Linked DNA regions of Homo sapiens: all the other regions are linked to region 4. The links are chromatin loops, found by intact Hi-C in ENCODE. Cell type or tissue: ascending aorta. All regions are shown on one strand.

Evidence for each region. Hi-C counts contacts between places; a loop is a spot of excess contacts. Peaks named below come from ENCODE experiments on the same cell type or tissue, not always from the same donor. Only the 100,000 strongest peaks of a DNase experiment are listed, where the experiment ranks them.
Region 1: a loop joins it to region 4, with 1.9 times the contacts of the local background. A loop is called at or near these places in 12 of 110 quality-filtered maps.
Region 2: it touches region 4 in a loop (1.9-fold over the local background); 7 of 110 quality-filtered maps call a loop at or near these places.
Region 3: a loop joins it to region 4, with 2.4 times the contacts of the local background. A loop is called at or near these places in 8 of 110 quality-filtered maps.

What each region holds. Positions count from the first base shown.
Region 1 is chr6:109,185,887-109,190,886 of GRCh38, forward strand. It overlaps the pseudogene CCDC162P. Among named protein-coding and RNA genes, the nearest start is that of CEP57L1, 93 kb to the left of the region's middle. In ascending aorta, a CTCF peak has its summit at 2,113; a DNase peak (open chromatin) is centred at 2,105.
Region 2 is chr6:109,237,220-109,242,219 of GRCh38, forward strand. It overlaps the pseudogene CCDC162P. Among named protein-coding and RNA genes, the nearest start is that of CD164, 140 kb to the right of the region's middle. RefSeq lists an enhancer at 4,369-5,000. In ascending aorta, no CTCF peak of the experiment used is centred here; DNase peaks (open chromatin) are centred at 2,180 and 2,731; H3K27ac peaks cover 2,009 bases.
Region 3 is chr6:109,220,524-109,225,523 of GRCh38, forward strand. It overlaps the pseudogene CCDC162P. Among named protein-coding and RNA genes, the nearest start is that of CEP57L1, 130 kb to the left of the region's middle. In ascending aorta, no CTCF peak of the experiment used is centred here; no DNase peak of the experiment used is centred here; H3K27ac peaks cover 552 bases.
Region 4 is chr6:109,297,787-109,302,786 of GRCh38, forward strand. It overlaps the pseudogene CCDC162P. Among named protein-coding and RNA genes, the nearest start is that of CD164, 82 kb to the right of the region's middle. In ascending aorta, no CTCF peak of the experiment used is centred here; DNase peaks (open chromatin) are centred at 440 and 2,635; H3K27ac peaks cover 4,546 bases.

The DNA.
Region 1 (5,000 bases), 110 kb before region 4:
GGCTTGGAGAAGAACTGTGTGTCTTAAACATTTCCGCCCCCCCCCCCCCGTTTTTTTTGCATCCTTTCCCTTGTTTTACTCCACAAACCCAAGACTTTGCAGTGGTTAAGTGTTTCATAAATTCTTGCTGAATGAATAAATGAATGAATGTATGTTGAATGAACAATGCTTGATGAACGTATGAGTAAATCTCTTTTTGCAGGTTGATGTACACACTACTTATGTTCACCAGTCTCTTCAGGGTCATTCACAGGCACTTTGAGGCTAACTGAGAGGAAAGACAAGATCTGAGTGAGAGAGGGCTGGGTAGCTAAGCCCATGACCCTCCCCATCTCCCAGTATGCCAAAGATAAGAAGACAAGAGGGCAGGGGAAAGTTTCTTGTGTTTCTCTAGCTGCCTAGTAATAGCTGATCCCTTTTCTGGTTGGTTACTCATTCCCCACCGCCACAAGGCTGCAGCCAGGATTCAGAATGACAGAAATTATACCTCAGGTTTATTACCGGTTTTATTCTCAAATCCCTTTCAGAGCTCACCTCTTTTTCTTTTTCCATTAAAGCGAAGATATTAGGAGATAAGAGGGGCATTATCTCCAACTTCAGGGGTGGAAATTTGACACAATGTGTCTAAATGGGTTGCTTAGGCTCACTTGACTGATGGATTTCTTGACTGTCAGCCTGGGGTTCTTTTCACAGAACCACTGCCTGCAGTGGGGGAAATTGCTGGCAAGTGTACAAACTAACAGTGTATTTTTATCTTCCCTTAAAACTTATCTGGGAACTCATAGGCCATATGAACAATAATAACCTAAATGTCACTGCTTACACCTCCTGCATAATCTCTAGGTGGTCTCTCACCTGTGTTCCAGACTACCTGCTGTGGCCCCTTACCAATGTCTGCAAAATACTATCTTGAGAAAGTGATGTCTGCATCAGGGTTGCTGTTTCCTGATGTTTTCAAAGCTGCCAAACCTTGGGATATATCTTATCCCAAATGTGGAGCACTCTGCTGTTCCTGACCCAGGGTCCACCCCCTTACCAGGTGACCCCACAGCTTGTGCCTCCTTGTATCAGAGTCCATGGTAAAAACAACAGGTCCCTCATCAGTGGGTGTGAACAGGAATCCACAAGGCTGCTTAAACAGGCACTTCTGCTATAAATGTTTTTCCTACGAATCAATAATTTTCCTGAAGCATTAAGTTTGGTTAAAATGATTCCTGAAGTATTTCATGTTTGATATTTAAGAGTCATTCCCACCCCCCAGCAGATAATTCATCAAGAACACAAAAATAAAAGCATTTTATTTTAAATTACACGATACTGGTTTTATGTGCCAACTAGGGTGAAAATGGGATCTGAGAGGCACAATATTTGTCAGAGATAAGGTTGCTGGAGGGAATTCAGGTGGGGAAATAAAAATCCTCACCATTGTGTCCCTCCCTTTATTCTGCAGTAGGAAATAGTGAAGTGAATCAAGGGTAGAACGAAATACTCTGTTTGTTTGGGGAGGGGAGAGAAAAATTGGCCCAGGGAAAAGTTTAGCAAACATGCTAATCAAAGAAGAATCAAGAAAGATTCTAACCAAAACAAAAGGATGTGGCCTTTGCGTGCCCTCAATAATCCAGTATAATATGATATACTTATTCAGAAATGAGCAGTTGTGAAGAGTTACAGATTAATCATGGTCTATCTATAATCTGGTCGATTACAGCTTCTGTAATTACCACTTATATTGCATAAATCTTTCTGCAGCTCTATTCAAATGCCAAAGGATATTTATTACTTTAGAAGAGAGAGGGAACTAGCACTGAAGAAAACCTTACAGGTGAGTAAGACAGTGGGCTATTTCAATATGACAATAAGTTTGATTTTGCTGACTGGTAACTTTTAGCAGAAACAGTATTTTTGCAGACAAACAGCTGATGCTATTAACAGTATTTATGAGAACAGTCCACTATTCAGCTTACCACTGAATCAGAGCAGACCATTATTTCCTTGGAAATGTCTGATTTTGTGATATTTGAAATTTTACAGTTCTTTAATTTGGGATGTTAAAACTAGTTATTTGGGTTTAGGTGGCCGAGTCGAAGCCCCTTGTTGTTCAGGCAGATGCCGTGCAGAGGGAGCTAGAGAGCTGCCTAAGAAGGGAGTACACCCCTGAAAATTTACCTTTGCTTCTGTTGCAGGTAAGAGTGATACTGCAATTTGAAAAATTCATTTGAAATTAGTAGAAATGTATGGGCAAACTGGCTTTCAGGAATATCCTTTCGCTAGGGTAGGTTTTGTTTTTCTCGACATGTATAGTTTGCAGAACTTGGCTAGTGTAAACGCTGTTCTTTGTTAGAGATCTATTTCACAGTTTTAAATTCAGCTTAAAGGCACGGAACAATTGACTGAATTTCTGCTAAGTACTTTCTGTGTCGATAATGTAGGGCAATACCACATTGACTAGGACAGTTCTAGCCCTTAAAAAGCTATTGGCTGTGGCCAGGCATGGTGGCTCATGCCTGTGATCCCAGCCCTTTGGGAGGCCGAGGCAGGCAGATCACTTGAGGTTAGGAGTTCAAGACCAGCCTGGCCAATATGGTGAAACCCCGTCTCTACTAAAAATAGAAAAATTAGCTGGGCATGGTGGCGCATGCCTGTAGTCCCAGCTACTCAGTAGGCTGAGGCAGAAGAATCGCTTGAACCTGGGAGGCAGAGGTTGCTGAGAGCTCAGATCAAGCGACTGCACTCCAGTCTTGGCCTCCCAAAGTGCTGGGATTACAGGTGTATGCCACTGTGCCAAGCCCTGGAAATTTCTATTAAGAAAATAACTCAAGACATGGGAAAAAGAGTTTTCCATAAAGATTATTATTGCAGCATTATAATAAAAGTAAAACATTAGGATTGCCTGAATATCCACCAATAAGAGAAAGAGTTAAGAAAAACAGTACGGTACATGGTAGAATATTGTTCTGCCATTAAACATTTTTTATTGTTAAATTAAGTTTAGCTTAAAGCTGCCTCATTTTAAGTTCAGAACCCTTGGTAAGGTTTCTCCCTACATAGTGACGTGTAACCTAACTGGACTGTAAATAGACCATAACCTACTCTTGTAACAAGTAACTGAGTCTCAGCCAATCACAGAAGCCATACTTCAGCCACTTGCAGGCAGCCAACTGTTCAAAGTGTGTTCAAATAAGGCAAACACTGAGCTGTAACCAATCTGACTGTTTCTGTACCTCACATCTCTTTTCTGTTACTTCACTTTCCTTCTTCTGTCCATAAATCCTCTTTCACTGTGCAGCAGTGCTGGAGTCTCTCTGAACTTACTCTGGTTGGGGGGCTAGGAGGGCTGCCCAATTCATGAATTGTTCTTTACTTAATTAAACTCTGTTAAATTTAATTTGTCTAAAGTTTTTCTTTTAACATTAGCATAAGGAATTATTATATATGAAATATTAGTTAATAAAAACTAATGTGTGTATGTATGTGTGTCATAATGGTCAAGTATGTATAGAAAAAAAATCACTTGAAGGACTTAGACCAAATGCTAATGAATGTTATGTTTGGATGGCAGGATAATGAAGTTCCCCTTTTTACTTTTATATGTTTGCTAAATTTTCTATAATAAGTATATATTATTTTGATTTTAAAATTCCTTGTTCTCTATTCCTGTGTTACAAGTTATATCTTACCTATGCATACAAATTAGTTCTTTAGCAACTAGTTAGGAATTAACTATTACATTAATCACAAAGAAACAAAAGATATTGAGATACTATTTGCAAGTCAAATTGTCATCATTGTCTTCATTCAGGATTATCTTTCCCTATCATTTCTGGCATTTTTCATTCTTTTGTGTATATCAGTGTTTCTCAAGGGACAGAGAAGAGGGGTAGAGATAGAAGATATTTTGTGCCCCAAGGGACATTTGGAAATGTCTGGGGATATTTCTTGTTGTCATAATTTGGGTGAGGGGTATGATTGGTTGCTACTAGCATTAAGTGAGTAGAGGCCAAGGATGCTGCTAAACATTCTACAATGCACAAGGCAGCCTCTCACAATGAAGAATTATGTAGTCCCCAATGTCAATAGCTGCTGAGGTTGAGAAACTCTAGTATTATCTAAACTTCCATAGGACATAATTTGCCTTCTCTCTGAAGAATTTTCTTTAGCATTTCTAGTAGTTCAGGTCTGCAAGGGACAAATTCTCAGTCTTTGTTATTTTGAAAGAAGTATTTCCCCTTCATTTTGGAAAGATATTTTTGTTCAGCATAGAATTCTGGTTTGGTGATTTTTTATTGCTTTAAAATACTGCTCCATTGTCTTTTCTCTTTTGTCTTACATAGTTTCTCTTTCTTTCTTTCTTTTTCTTAGGTGACAGCTTTATTTTCATTAAGTATACACATTTTTGCAATTAAGATTAATTATACAAAAAATATAAAACATGCCATTTTAAAATAGAACTGTGGAATAGTTTGAATTTTTATCACTACTATATGTAAGTACACATGTTTATTCATAAGCTAAAAGGAAACTCAAATATATATCATAACAGGAAAGAGCACTTCACTAATTTAAGTGATTTTTTTTTTCTGTCAGCCTCTCACCATTTGCTTACTTGAACTAATGTGATATGGTTTGGCTGTGTCCCCACCCAAATCTCAACTTGAATTGTAGCTCCCATAATTCCCATGTGTCATGAGAGGGACTCGGTGGGAGGTAATGGAATCATGGCGGTGGGTCTTTCCCATGCTGTTCTCATGATAATAAGTCTCACAGATCTGATGGTTTTATAAAGGAGTGTTCCCCTGCACATGTCCTCTTGCCTGCCACCACATAAGGTGTCCCTTTGCTCTTCCTTCGTCCTCTGCCATGATTGTGAGGCCTCCCCAGCCATGTGGAACTGTGAGTCAATTAAACCTCTTTCCTTTATAAATTACCCAGTCTCATGTATGTCTTTATTAGCAGCACGAGAATGGACTGATACAGTAAATTTATACTGTTAGAATGGGGTA
Region 2 (5,000 bases), 61 kb before region 4:
GAACTTGGTGATAGATTGGACAAGTAGGGCGAGGCAGAAAGAGATGTCGTGAATGATTCATGCTAGAGGAAGTGGATGGGTGGTGGTGCTATTTAGTAAAATCGGCTGGAGATAGCCTGGGTTTGCGGGGGAAGATTTAATGATTTGATCATTGTTAAAATTGAGGGGGCTTTGAGATGCCCAGGAGCAGTTGCCAAATAGGTAATTGGATGTGCGGGTCCGGAGCTCTAGGGGGTCTGGATTGGAGGCATAAACTGGGGAGCAAATGGTCTAAAGGTGGTAATCTCAGCTATGAAAATGTCTGCCACCTCCTAGGGAAGGAACAGAGGAGGAAAAGAGGAGGTCCTAGGAGGCGGCTTGAGAGTGGCCATCATTTAAGGACTTGGTAGAGAAAAATAAATACACTTCACAGTGTCAGACAGAATGACCGGAAACTAGGCAAAATCAGGGAGAACGTGGAGTCCCAGATGCCCGGAGAAGAGAGTGAGTCAAGAATCAGGAAGCACTAAATTATATCAGATGCTCCTGAGAGATTACGTAAGATGATGAAAGAAAGTTTGTTGCATGTAGAGCAGTGGTCATTGTTGGTCTTAGTGAGGGTGGTTTGGGTGGCTCGATGGAGCCAAGGGCCAGATGGGAATGGGTTGAAGAGTGGGAGGTGAAGAAATAGAAATGGAGATTGTAGATAACATCTTGGGAGATTGGACAGTGAGGGGGAGGAGAGCCACACAGTGGAACCTGGGGAAGGGTGTGAGGAAGTTTCACAATGAGAGGGACGTGTGCACATTTCAGTGTCAAGAGTCCAGCGGAGAGGAGTGGGATATCCATGAAGGAGCAGGGATGCTGCTGAGGTGGGAGGCAGCGGCCCTAGAGAAGGGGGGCAACACTGTCCTCCACTGTGCGGAGGAAGGAGGAGGGGAGAGATGTGAGCCCTGGGGAGGCGGCGGAGAGTGGCGCGCAGAGGAGCTCCTCCTGGGAGTAAGAGGAGACTACGCCTGGGAGGGAGGGATTCCGAGGCTTGAGGAGAGTGGAGGTTGGAAATTGTGAAAATTATTATTAAAATAACGATTCTCAGGAAGCAGCAGATACTCAGTTTTCTAAGAAAAATAACATTATGATTGAAATACTTCTTACTTGTATTCGATTCCTAGGATTATCAAAACAAAGTACCACAAACTGTGTCTCACAATGACAGAAATTTATTCTCTCACAGTCTGGAGCCACAAATCCAAAATCCAGGTGTCAGCAGGACCGTGCTTTCTCTGAAGGTTCTAGAGGTGATAGTTCCTTGCCTCTTTCAGCTCCTGGTAGTTGCTGGCAACCCTTGGCAATCCTTGGCATTCCTTGACTCACCCTAGTCTCTACCTCTGTCTTCACATGACCTTCTCCCTTACGTGTCTGTCTCCAAATTTCGTAAGGATCACAGTCATTGAATTAGGCCCACTCTCATCCAGTATGACTTCATCTTAACTTGATTACATCTGCAAAGACCTATTTTCAAATAAGTTCTCATTCACAGGTTCCAGGTAGACATGAATTTTGGGGGACACTATTCAACTTAGTACATTAGTAAGCCATGAAACTGTGCTAACACATTTTAGAAGTACTTATAGAATTACAAGAAAAATAGTTTTAACCTAACATTTAAGGATTCCAAGTGCCTTACACTCATAGAGTCACATACTCCTGGCAGCTAACATAGTCTATAGTGTCTCCACAGTCCCCATGTTACAGATGAGGAAACGGAGGCTGGGAATAGCTGAATGACCTGCCCAGGATGAGATCCTGGCAGAGCCAGAGCCTGAACCCAGGCATTCTGACTCCAGAGACCACTCTAGGCTCTATTTCCTACCTTTCTCCAGTTGCTACTGAATTTGTCAGAAAAACAAACTAATCAGCTAGTTATCCACCTCAGGAACTACCTCTTCCTGCCAATATTCTTTGTTAATATGTTTTCTGCATACAGCTTTTTATACATTCAGAATATTTACAGCTTCATACTGGCAGCCCACTGTGTGGGAGCAGAAGCCTGCTGCTTGTCCATGTGGGATGGCAAAATATAGCTCTCCTTTTTCCAGTAACATCTGGGCTTGGCTTTCTTTCTCCAGGTCCACAGCGTCCAATTCATGGAGTTCTCGGAAGTGGAGAACCAGGATGACTACTACAGCACAGAAGCTGGCTGCATCCACACCCAGGACCAGCAAGGGGTGCATGTCATGTATGAGGAAGCCTTGAGTGATCTCAAGGAACTAGAGGCAGAGTTGCTGCTTGTGGCTAGCCATTACATTGAGAAAGAAAGGGGTGAGAAGTCAGATTTAAAAAAAAAAAAAAATCAACTGCCTAAATAAACAAAAAACACTAAGGGCTCCTTTTTAATACTCTCCACCCCAAAATATAAACACATATCCAATAGTATGTGAAAACTCAATAAGCGCACACTTCCCCCACCCCTAAAATGCATTCACTTTAGGAGAGACACAGTTCTGTTTCCAGCTCAAGCCCTGCTTCTGATAGAGATGGTGACTACTCTTTCAGGGCCGGGTTGTAATTCTTGCTGTGATTCAGACTCTGTTTGTTGACCAGGGACATTTCTTTTCTTTCTTTTTTTTTTTTGTTGTTGCAGCAGGAAGTTTCCTTTATAAATGGAGAGTTGGATGATACACAGTTCTAGCGTAAGGCCTCAGTCACTGGGCCCCAGGAGACAGAAAGGAGCAGGGCTGAGAGGGACGACATGCTCCAGGGCTCATGTCACACTGATATGTGCGCCAGGAATGACCGCCCATGTACTCCTAAAGTTCAACCCACCCACCAGTTCAGTCAAGAATTATGCTTTTAATTCTTCATGTTTGGCCACTGAAGATCAAATCCACCATGATAACAGGATTTCAGTACAACAGGCTCTTTCCAGTTACGACAGACAAAGATGTCCAGGCTCTTGATAAGAAACAAAAGTTCCTTTGACTTCTCTTGCGAGGACCGAAGAGATAAATGTTTTCTTTGTGATCTGTTGAAATGTTTATATAGACTTGAAAAAACAACTAACAGTCATTCTGTGCTCTGGTTCCCTGGAAGGTTTCTCATGATCTCCCCTTCAATAGCTAGAGGGCTTGTGTGTCAGGGAACAAAGAATTAAGACACTTTAAGCGATAAAAATCCTAGTGCAACACTCAGAGGCAGATCGTGGGCTTGAGGGGGCCGGAGGGGTGCGAGGCAGGTGCTTTGACTGAGGAGCAGGTGCTGCCTTCTGGGAAAGCCTAGTGGAGACAGAAGCAGGAGCAGGAAGCCCTGCCAGGGAAGGCCCAGTTTCTTCCTTGCTCTCCTGAGGTACAAGGGACAGCACGGCCCCTGCATTTTCATTTCTCAGGGCCAAAGACCTGACCTCTGACCCTCTACCCACTCTGGTGACCTGCACGCTAAATTGGGTGGTTTCTGACTAAAACAGGCTTAAGCCAAGAATTGGGATTTTACTCCCAGGGGCATTTCTGCGTCACCCACTGGGTGCAGGGGATGTGGTGCAGGACCCTGAAGGAAGGAAAGTAAGCAAGTGAAACAAATGACTTTTCTAAGTGGTAGACCTTGAGGAAACTGCATTTAGCAGCAGAGACAGCCCTGAGTTCCTAACAGGAAACCACTAGGATGCAAGAACATCTGGCTAGGAAAATGCCAGACAAGCCCCAGAGGAAGAAATCATTACTCAGGGTAATCAAGTAACCCATAACCTGTATTTTCTCTTCCTTTTGGCATCACTCAAATCGATCCAATTTTAGAAATGAATGAGGTAAGAATATTCTTTTGGGATACTATGACAGCATTGGAATTACACTTGCAAAGAGCTTAGAATTTCTAGACACATTGCAATACCTAAAGGGAAACTTAATCAGGGTTTGTGCTATTTTGTAATATGTGTAGACTGTAATTAAAGATAATTCACATTCATATTGTTATAAAATGCTGCTCAAAGAAAGTTTGACAACTAACTTTTCAGATCCTAGACAGAATTAATTTGATATAGGATTGAACTCTTTGTCCTGTCTTTGCCATTGGTATCTGAATCATAGGACGCAATGATGGCATCCAACATTCCAGGGTATTTAATTTCAGCCCTTAGCTTTTATCTTTACTGGTTATCCTACAAACCAATGCACCATTTGGTCCATATTAATTTATAATAGCATGCAACTATTTCTAGCTGCTAAGAATTTAACTGGACTGAGACACTTAGTCAGTAGTCATTTAACCACATGGGCATTTTTCAATTGAGCTGGTAAATGTATAGTCATCTATTGTGAAATGATTTCCCAACTGTTGCTACGGAAGTTCTTGATCATCTTTCTCTTGCTTAGTACCCATTAGATATGTGATAATTATTGAGCTTAAATTTCAGCACATGAAAGTATCTTATCTTTGAATATTTAATTCTGAAATACAATAGTTAAAAATTTAAAGCAATAATAATACCAGTAGTGAAAAGTAACGTGAACAAAGTTAAAAAAAATCAGCTGAATAATGAAAATTAACTTCATTGATTTAAGTTAGTAATTAACATAATTAAGGAATATCTTGGAAACGTTTCTGAAAATTTTCGACTTGGTTCACAATGATGGAAATAGCAAGTCAAACTAAGTTTGTTGTTAAACCCCCAGGGGTTTGTTTTTAGAGAAGGAGAAATGTATACTTTGCCTTTAAATTGTGGGTTTAAGGACATTTTAGCATAGATTTCTTGTTAACTAAATTTTGACTCTATTTCTAAGATTAGTCTTTGAAACTGAATTTTAAAAATAAAAACAAAAGCTCCTGTCGACTTAGAAGTCAACAAGTATGAAGTCAGGCTTTGTCCCAGGGACTGGTTCAGTATTTCTGTTTCTGAGATGGAGCTGATAATCCAAGGGGCACATTTCTAATTGGAACAGGTTCCTTGGAAGCCCTGTCTCTAAACATTCTCACCCTCTTTTCTCCCAGGTCACAAAGTGGGCAGCCAGCCAAAGAGTGGCCAGGAGTGG
Region 3 (5,000 bases), 77 kb before region 4:
GGGAAGCTGAGTTGTAGCACTGCCCACAGGCACTTAGGGGACAAAGGAGGTTACCTCTGTAGGACCACTGTGCCAGTGAAAAGCAGAAAGTAAACAGTGACAGTAGGAGATGGTGGCTCAGGTAAGTGTTGAGTAGTAGAAAACACCAAGCTAGGGCAACTGTGTAAGAAACTGGTGGAAATGGAAGCAGGGAAAGCTCCTGCTTCTCCTCCCAGCCGTGCAATGGAGGGGACAACTAACACTTTCTGCTCTCACTGCTTTCTTCCCCTTGTGGAGGAGATGGAGATTCAGGTACTGATAGGATGCAGTCTGTGCTTTCACCAAAGTCTGTTTTGAATGCAATTGCCCAAATAATAAAAAGAAAAGAAAACCACTTCCTCTAGCTATTTACTGACATATAAATGTTGTTCTTGGAATCTTGGAATTCCCCAAAGGGAGAAAAATATCAGCACTGCATTTTCAAGTTGACTTATGGTAAATAGACCATAGAGAGACTAATAATACCTGTAGATCTTCAGATTCCAGAGATGGGGCATGAGGGGAGACATACAGCACACACACAAATCACTGTACAAATTAGGATCATGAAGTTTTCCATTTTCTCATTCATTCATTCATTCCATGATTATTACATGGACATTGCCTTTGTGTCAGGAACTGTACTTGGGTTAGGGGATGAAACAGACCCAGTCCCTGCCCTGAGAGCAACATGCAATAAACAAGTGAACAAAGAAGTAAACCTACATCTCTAACTTGTGAGTGCCATGAAGAAAACAGGGGGCAGAGAACAATAAGTGGAGGGGAGCACCCTCTGACAGAGTTCAGCCAAATCTTGGGGTGGGAGGATTGAACTGAATTTAATGAATGAGAAGGAGGCAGCCATGCAAAGAGCCTGGAGAAAGAGAAGAATTCCCTTCCTTTCCTTTCCCTTCCCTTCCCTTCCCTCCCCTCCCCTCCCCACCCCTCCCCTCCCCACCCCTCCCCACCCCTCCCCTCCCCACCCCTCCCCTCCTCCTCCCTTCCCCTCCCCCTCCCTTCCCCTCCCCTTCCTCTCCCCTTCCCCTCCCCTCCTCTCCCCTTCCTCTCCCCTCCCCTCCCCTTCCTTTCCCTCCCCTCCCCTCCCCTCCCTTCCCTTTCCTTTTTTCCCTTTCTTAAAACCAGTGCTATTTTCTGTTCCAAAGCAAAGAACAGAAAATAGTACTGGGTTTAAGAATAGAAATTCCAAGGCAACAGCCAATATTTTCTAGTTTTCTTCACATTTTCCCATGGGTGGCACTTTGTAACCTCCTGGAGTATTTCTGCTTTGGTCAAGAGCCACTTTATACTGTATCAGTGCCCCACTGGTAGCACATAGCCATTCTGGATGTTAAATGCTAATCAAATCAGATTAGGATTAAGTAAAAATGTGGCAGCTAGGAGGAGTTACAGGAATGTGAGTATGAATCTTAAAGCTGTGTTACTATTTTGCAAACATGTAGCAGTCAAGTGTGGATTTTAGCATCTGTATGCTGGTCAGCATCTTGATTCTGAATTTGGCAAGTGGCAACCAATACCTCATGACAGATAAGTTTCTTAAAGGGCCTTCTGCATAAAGAAAAACAAACTTCATAGGACGACTGTCTGTCCATTTTGGCATCTCTGAGAGAATGAATATAATCACTAATTGTAGCACAACTTCAGAACAGTTTCTGGTCAGTTCTCTCTGAATGCCATTCACCAGTAACCTTTCCTTTTTTGTTTTGTTTTGTTTGTTTTTGACAGGGTCTTACTCTGTTGCCCAGGCTGAAGTGCAGTAGTGCGATTTCAGCTCATTGCAGCCTTTGCCTCCTGGGTTCAAGTGATCCTCCTGACTGAACCCCCTGAGTAGCTTGGACTACGGGTGGGTGGGCGCACACCATCACTACCAGCTATTTTTTTTTCTTTCTGTAGAGACAGGGTTTCACCATGTTGCCCAGGCTGGTCTCGAAGCAATCCACCTGCCTGGGCCTCCCAAAGTGCTGGGGTTACAGGCATGAGCCACTGTGCCCGGCCCCACTTTCCTTTAGGGAGTTTTTTTTTTTTTATTTATTTTGAAATAGTTTGAGATTTACAGAAAAGCTGCAAAGACAGTACAAAGAGTTCCCATCTACCCCTACTCAGTTTCTTATATTATTGACATCTTACATTGTAGTGATACATTTGTCATACCCAAGAAACCAACATTGGTACATTACTGTTAACTAAACTAGGCTTCATCTGGATTTCACCAGTTTTTCCATTAATGTTCTCTTTCTGCCCTAGGATCCTATCCAGGATACCATGTTACATTTAATCATCGTACCTCCCCCACCTCCCCTGCTCTGTGACAGTTCCTCAGTCTTTCTTTGTTTATCATGACATTGACAGTCTTTAGGAGTACCAGCCCCGCAATCTGTAGACCTTTGCCTAATTTGAGTTTGCCTGATATTTTCTCATGGTTACACTGGGGTTATGGGTTTAGAAGAAGAAGAATATCACAGAGGCTAAGTGTCCTCACCACATCCTATTCGGGGAACATGATATCAACGTGACATCATGGCTGATGTTAATCTAGCTCACTTGGTTAAGCTACTGGTGATTGCCAGGTTTCTCCACTGAAGTTACCATTTTTTTCTTTAAGGAGTTTTTAAAAATTAAGTTTAAATCATATAAGTGATAAATAAATGTCTTCTCCTTGTAAAAAGTTGAAACATTACTGAAAAGTTAAATTCCCCTTTAACTACTCCCTGCTGCCCATCCTGCTCCCCATTCCACCTCCTTAGAGGCAAACATGGTTATTGCTTTGAGCCTTTTCAATGCATTTACATACATACATATGTCCCCATAAAATATATATAGGATAAGTTTGCATTTGAGGTTTTTATATAAATGATATATCATACTATATGAATATCTTTCTGCAACCCAACAATATGTCTTGGAGATCTGCTGTTCTTTTCAATGGCTGAGTTGTATTTTATTGTATACTACAGATTACACCCCAGCTAGGCCTGTGTAGAACCTCTGGAACCTGTAATTGTTAGATCAAGTTACTCATGTTCATAAAAAAAGCACATTTATTAAAATGGCTATGTATAGACATCGCACACTACTATTGACCATCGTATTTTCAAAGATAAGGTTTAAATTGGTCACTGTTTTTTTAACCTCATGGAGTAGTAAAGCAGCAGCAAACACCACATCCAGGTTGCAGTGTCGGGGGGCAGTGGTAGAGCCCTTCCTTTGCCTCTTCCCACTGACCACACCAAGGAGGGGAGGTGCTCCCCTGCATTTCCAGAGGTAATGTGATGTAGTGAGAAGAAGGTGTGCTCGCACAGAAATGGTGGTGTAGACAGTAGCTCCGATGTGCAACATATTCAGCGAAACACAAAACACCCTTTTCCTGGTTCTTCTCACCAAATTCAATAAAATATTTACTTAAAAAATTTTCTGATGATAATAGTGGCATGTGTTTAACACAGAAAACTTGGGAAATATAGAAAAATACAAGAAAGAAAACTAAAATCACCCCTTGTTGTACCATCCAGAATAACAACAGTATTATTAATATTTGGTATATATCCTTCTGGTCTTTGTTTCAGTGGATAAACCCATGTAAGCAGCAGAGATGTTCTGGGTGTGGGGAATACATAACAGTCTTACTTTTCCTACCTACCTCCCACTTCATTTCCCCTGCCAACTTCCCAGAAGAAAATGAGATTTGCAATCAGCAGAAATCTCAGAACTGTCTAAACACATGAACTCAGCCATGCTGACAAAGAGCCGCAGGCAGTAAAGGTCAGCAGATTTCCACACCCAGGCCGGGAGAATGAACACAGATGGGGTTGCCCTGCTGCTTACCTGCACCGTCTCCAGTACGCTTAGGGGTCCATGCTTCTGGACTTGGTATTTCCTAAGCAGTTTCCTTTTGTGGGATGTTGTTGGTCCTTTTTCCTGGAGGATGCTGGGTGCTCTCCTTTTCCTGCTCCAGCTGATCTGTGCTCCCTTCCTTTTTCCCAGGCCACCTGCAGGTCCAGCAGTACTTTTGTGGTTTGTTCAGTCAGTCCTTCAAATGTCTTCCACTGTAACTTGATGTCACTTTCTGTCCTGTCCTATGTAATTCTGGGTAATTTTAGAAGCAGCTGAAAGTGTCACAATCCCATCAGAGAAAGGATGTGGCTCAGAGCCTTCCTTCTGGGACCACATCAAGCAGTGCTGAACAGCAACCTGAGAGCACTACAGGCCAGGAGGCAAAAGGCTCCACTGAACCCCTGCTACCCCATATTCATAGGAATTGTCAAAATTCAGCTACTCTCAGAGTATATGCTTTCCTATAGATTTTAAAAAACATAACAGATGTTCTTTACTTTGGAATGCCGATCTTTCTGTTTTAACGAACAAGAATGCACCATGTCACCTCACAGGGTCTTTTCCAGTCCTAGGGTTGTGGGATGTTTACACAGAAATACACTGATGTGTACACTGAGCTGGAAGCCAATTCTACCTACAAGCATAATGGGCAATCACTTAACGCTACTCAATTGGACAACTTTCTCTCTCACCCACTTTTCCTAATATTCCTGTCAACATTTTCCTTCCTCACTTCCTGTCAAAAGCCTGCTAGTCTATCTTTAGAGTCTTGGGGACTGTATTAGTTAAAATTAGGTTTGGCTGTTGGTGATGGTAAAATGATATGACAGAGGATTAAAGGAGGTGGAAATTGTGCTCTCTGTCCCTCATATGAATGTTTCAGGGTAGGATGTACAGAGCTGGTGTGGTAGATTTGCACTATGGAGCCCTCAGGGCTCTCAGCCCTGTCTATCTTGGAGTTCTAACAAATATGGCTCTACATTTGAGATCAACACCCAGCCTGAGACAGAGCTCCAGCTGTCACATTCATGCTCTAAGTAGCAGGATGGAGAAGGGATGAAGAAGCTGCCTCTACTAGAAATCCTTTGAAGCTGCAACATGGCACTTTACTCCTAGTCCATTGTCACGTAGCT
Region 4 (5,000 bases):
CAAATCTTGAGGGAAACTCAAGATTTCAGCTTTTGGTCCTCCCCTTGACTGACGAAAACAGCTCTTAGACACTGTGGACCAGCTCTGTGGATACAGCCAATTCTCTCCTTCCCTGAAAGCCAGTAACTCCCTTTGAAGTCCACGTGAAGCAGAGGATGTAATCAGAATGTGGACGTTTACACTGTGACTTCCTTTGCAAAGGATAAGGAGGCCAATTAAAGCCCAAATACTTCACACTGAACTTAGGGTTTCAGGAACTCTCTAGACAAACGAGGAATGAAGTGTACGAGCTCTGAGTCTTCATGCAGAGACAGGGCCACTGTGACTCCTCTCTCTCTCCCTCTCTCTCTGGCTGCCTGGCTGTCTGTCTTCTCTGACTTCCCAAACAGGACCCTCTTGGGAAAGACATGAGCAAAGGCTCCTTTCCCAATGTTTCCTGGCACAGGGTTCACCCTAGCCTCACCACCATCGCTGCCTGCAACAACCCTCTGCCCTGTCCCCACCGCCAGGCTGCTTGTCCTGCCACCTCCCCTCCCACCAAGCCTCTTGACTCCACAAAGGAAGGAAAGTCAGAATGAGGATTTAAAGATCAGTAAAATAACAAAGGAAAGGCAGTCCTGCCTCCACATCTGTATTTTAATGATAATACTACATATCAACATACAACAATTTTGCTGGGAAGCGATCACCTGCCAGTAGTATATAAATGATGGAAATGACAGAAAAAAAAATCACCTGTAAGCCAGCCACTCTAACAAGTGAAATAATTTTATTTATCTTTACTCCCTTCTAGCCCATGCCCAAATATATTCCATATTTACATTTTACCCAGCTTTAACCATAAGGTATGTGTAATTTTATATTCTCCTTTTTTCATTGTCGTTGCAGAGGATTAGAAAAATTTCCCCTGGTTACTGCATAGCCTGATAGAGTATATTACTTTTAGACCGAACACACTAGGCCTTGAACAAATGAGGCTCCCTGACCACCTCTCCTCCTTCCCACCACCACAAAAGTTCTTGCACAATTCACTCTAATATGACTCTTTTTCTGGTGAACTCTTCAGTCCAATAGAACTATCAGATTTAGAGGAGTCATAAAAGAGTTTGCTGATTGGACTCTATTATTTGGGGCTGGAAACAAAAATAAAACACATTTTTTATTGTATAAAACAGCAAATGGATATGAAATCTGATCTGCTCATCTGTTCTTAAAGCCAAGAGCACATGTTATACATGTTAGCAACCGTTCTCAGCCCTGGATCTGCCTGATCAGGCTCTCATGGACAGCTTCCCCCTCCCACAACTCTCTGCTTTCTGCTTTCTTAGTCGGTAGATGCTGGAGCCCAGTACTTGGCTAGGGAGGAAAGAAGGCTGCTTGCATGTGGACCAGCTGTCAAGATAGAGCATCTCCAGAAATGCCCTGTGGGCTTCCTGTCTCACTCCTGCCTTGGACTGCACGTCGAGGCATTGTGATCAGTTTTCACAATCCTAATAACAGGGATGTCCTCTCAGGGTAGAAAACGATCACTATGTTCACAGGGATATTTCAGACCAGCTGACATTCTGGTAGCCCTGTAAGTGTGAGCCCAGCCATGTTCCCCAAGGGCTCATCACTTTCCACTGTGCTATCCTGTTCTGACTAGCTCCTTCTCTATGCCAGTAACTAGGATATACATACTTAGATGCTAGGATGGTCATCCAGACTCAGGCTGGGTTCCACATCCCAGCACTGAGTGACCCACAGGCCCCTAAGTTAGATTTTTACCCAAAATGAATACAAATCTATGTATATGTAGCCTACTCTTGCAGTAAGGGTCTAAGAAATAAGGCAAATATGGATCCCTCACATTTACTCCTAAAATGACTAGAATCTCCTAGAGGGATATGTATGCATATGTATATGCATGTGTATGTATACATATGTGTGCATATCTTTATATATACACATATGCACATGTGTTTTTTACTTGCTTTGGATGGTCTTGAGTCTTCTTTAATCCATGAGCCAGTGACAGGGAGTGCTGATTTGGATATAGCATGGCAATGAGAGATGAGTGCTGATTCATAATCTTTGATGGTTTCAAGTGCCTAACAGATATACTAAGGACTAGACTTTCCTATTCCTGTCACTTCTCCTTTTTGTTCTATTTCAAGACCATGGCCTTATAAATTTTAAAACTTTCTTTCCATGGCCTGCTCTTATTGTACTGAAAAGCCAAGCAAATTTTTATCTTCCTGAGGAAGGAAGGAGACATAAATCAGACCTTTGATTCTACAGCATAAGGCTTTGCTGGTCTTGCAAAACATATAATTAGTATACCCACAAACAAAACAAGGGAAGTCTGATTAGGTGACAAGTATGGGACAAAATGTTGGTTTACTGGTTTAGCTATAGTAGCCTATATTTCACACTGTCAGACTAAAATGTTGTCCATCTTCTAGGGTCTGAGCTTCAAGAGCTGCAGAACATGATTGACAGCCTCCAGAGCCCCCAAGACCCTATCCGGGTGGCCCAGGCACTCCTCCTCCGGAGGGAGGTTATATTTTTGCAGTTTGACGCTGCAGTAAGGCATCTCATCCGGTAAGGGCTGGAGCACTAATCCTGTTCTAGTAAATTCTGCAGCGGAGGTGTTTGCTGAGTGACCATATAGGGAGGCCACTCTTGGCAAGGTTAGATAATGAGCTTAAAATAGTCATGGGCACAAGCAGATCCAGAACGCCATGGCTACCAAACATGACCTGCCGCAAAGCCTGTCTGTGAGAATATGTTCTTGTTGGCTAATAACACTCTTGATTTTAGCAAATGTAATTTCAGAACAGTTCATATAATGATTGCTGCTTTCAGTGTACAGGGGGTTCTACTGGGAATAACATTTTTGTACTTCTAAAGATGATTAGGTTTTTTTTTTTCAACATTTGTTTACCTTTCAAAGAGACAGAATTTTTACTGCCCCTCTCAAGCTAATGGAATTGGCTACCAGCGTTAAATTTATAAATAAATCCATCTACCTCTAGCCTTGTAGGTACTATTGTGTTAAGTACTCCACATACAAAAGGAATGTTTCAATTGGTTAATTAATCATGATGCTGATGGGAAAATTAGCTTGGATTAAGTTTCATAATGTTTCCAGTATAAATAAGTTTTGTATGAGAGGGAAGGAGGGTTAGCCCTAAAGGTCTCTGCTTATTTTTTAATTGTCAAAATTAACTTTTTTGGGTTAGCTCCCGGTGTGAGTATTTAGCCACTGAGAGGGCCTCAGAGGGCTGTCTGTGCTCTTACCTGTAGGTTGCAGCTGCTTTCCACTGCACTTGTGGGCATCCATGGAGAATGACAAGGTGGGGGTTGCACTGAACTGTCTTGTTCTTTTTCTACTCTCAATCTTCTTTACTCTGACATCAGAGGACTCTTGGATTTAGAATGTAAATTCAGCAGGACAAAAATCAGGCTAATTTGTTGTCTTTATATTGACAAATAGCTTCCTGAGCTGTAGCTTAGTCAAGCAGGTAAGATGTAAAGCCTCAGACAATTATCAGGATGGCCATTTGTTAGTCCTCTGGGCTCTGAAAGCCCAAGGTCAGAATTTGCAAGGATTTTACATACTGGTGAAGAAAAGTCCTTTTTGGATTTTAGCTATGAAGGATTCTGTTTGGTACTGCTCTCCCAGGGGAACCACTCTGCTTCCAGGAAATCCCCTGGAATTGCTTTGCCAGGGCTTTCTTTGTCCTCACACTCGGTCTACAGAAATGGAGGGCATTGTGTCCTATTTCTGGTTTTATGTACTTTTCTGTGACCCTCTGGAGAGAATCACCCAGATGGTTCACCCCACTGTGTCCTCCACTGGTTACATTTCCCCAGCCTTTTTTCTTCAGAGCTGTTCAGATTGTGTGTGTTTGGAATTATACAGCTAGTAAGTGGCAGACTAGAATTAGAACCTAGGTGTGTTTGACTCCAAAACCCGAGATCTATGATGGAGACCAAGCAGCAGCATGGACAGAGAAGAGGATGCTGAAGAAAAGGCAAGAGGCAGGAGAAAAAGAGAAGCTAAAAGATAAATGTCATCCCTCTTGATTGTTTTACTTAGTGCTGAACCTGTAAACAAGGGAAGTCCTCAGAGAATGGAAAGAGATAGGAAGCTTGGGACAGTTCCCTGACCCTTCCTGGAGCTCACCAAGACTGAGCAAACCTGACTGTTTACCCCAGGAATTTTCTGCCCATGTAAGCTGAAGGCTTCTCCAGAATTTGCAAAGGAAAAACTGAACTCTTACCTGGAATAAGGGCGGCATGCTTCACAGATGAGGGTGGGGTATAGGGGGAGGAAGGATGTTGCTCAGGGGTGACAGGACAGTAGCCCTGTAAAGTCGCTGAAAATTTGGCTCCTGCTTCTCTGTGGCATAGATCATCTTGGGTACTGGCTATGTGCATGTTTCTAGGCACAAAACATTTCACTCTGCCCGTCTCAACCCCCCTCTACTAGCCAAAGGGCTGATGGAAATTGATAGCTGTCATCCGAAGGGTTGGATCACACTGACCAGGGCCCAGCATTCATCTCTGGACATGTCCACCAACCTGCAGGAGTTATTGATTAGCCAATTCAAGAAATGCCCGAGGATTGAGTTATCTTTAGTGCCAGGTGAATTAGTCATTTGCATTGAAGGTAAATGCTTGGGTGACAAAGCAGTTCTATCCAATCTCATCTATTTAAGTAAGGAGTTGGCAAACTACTGCTGGAGGTCTCTGCCGATTTTTGTATGGTCTGTGGGCTAAGGATGGCCTTCCCATCTTTAAATGGTTGAAAAAAATGTGTAAAAGAATAGTATTTTGTGACCCATGAAAATGCTATGGAGTTCATATTTTCATGTCCGTAAATGAAACATTGTTGGAACACAGTCATGCCCATTCACTTACGGATTGTCACCGCTTTCACACTACAACCACGGAGCTGAATAGTTGCCACAGAGTCCGTAGGGTCTGCAAAGATGAAAATATTTACCATCTGG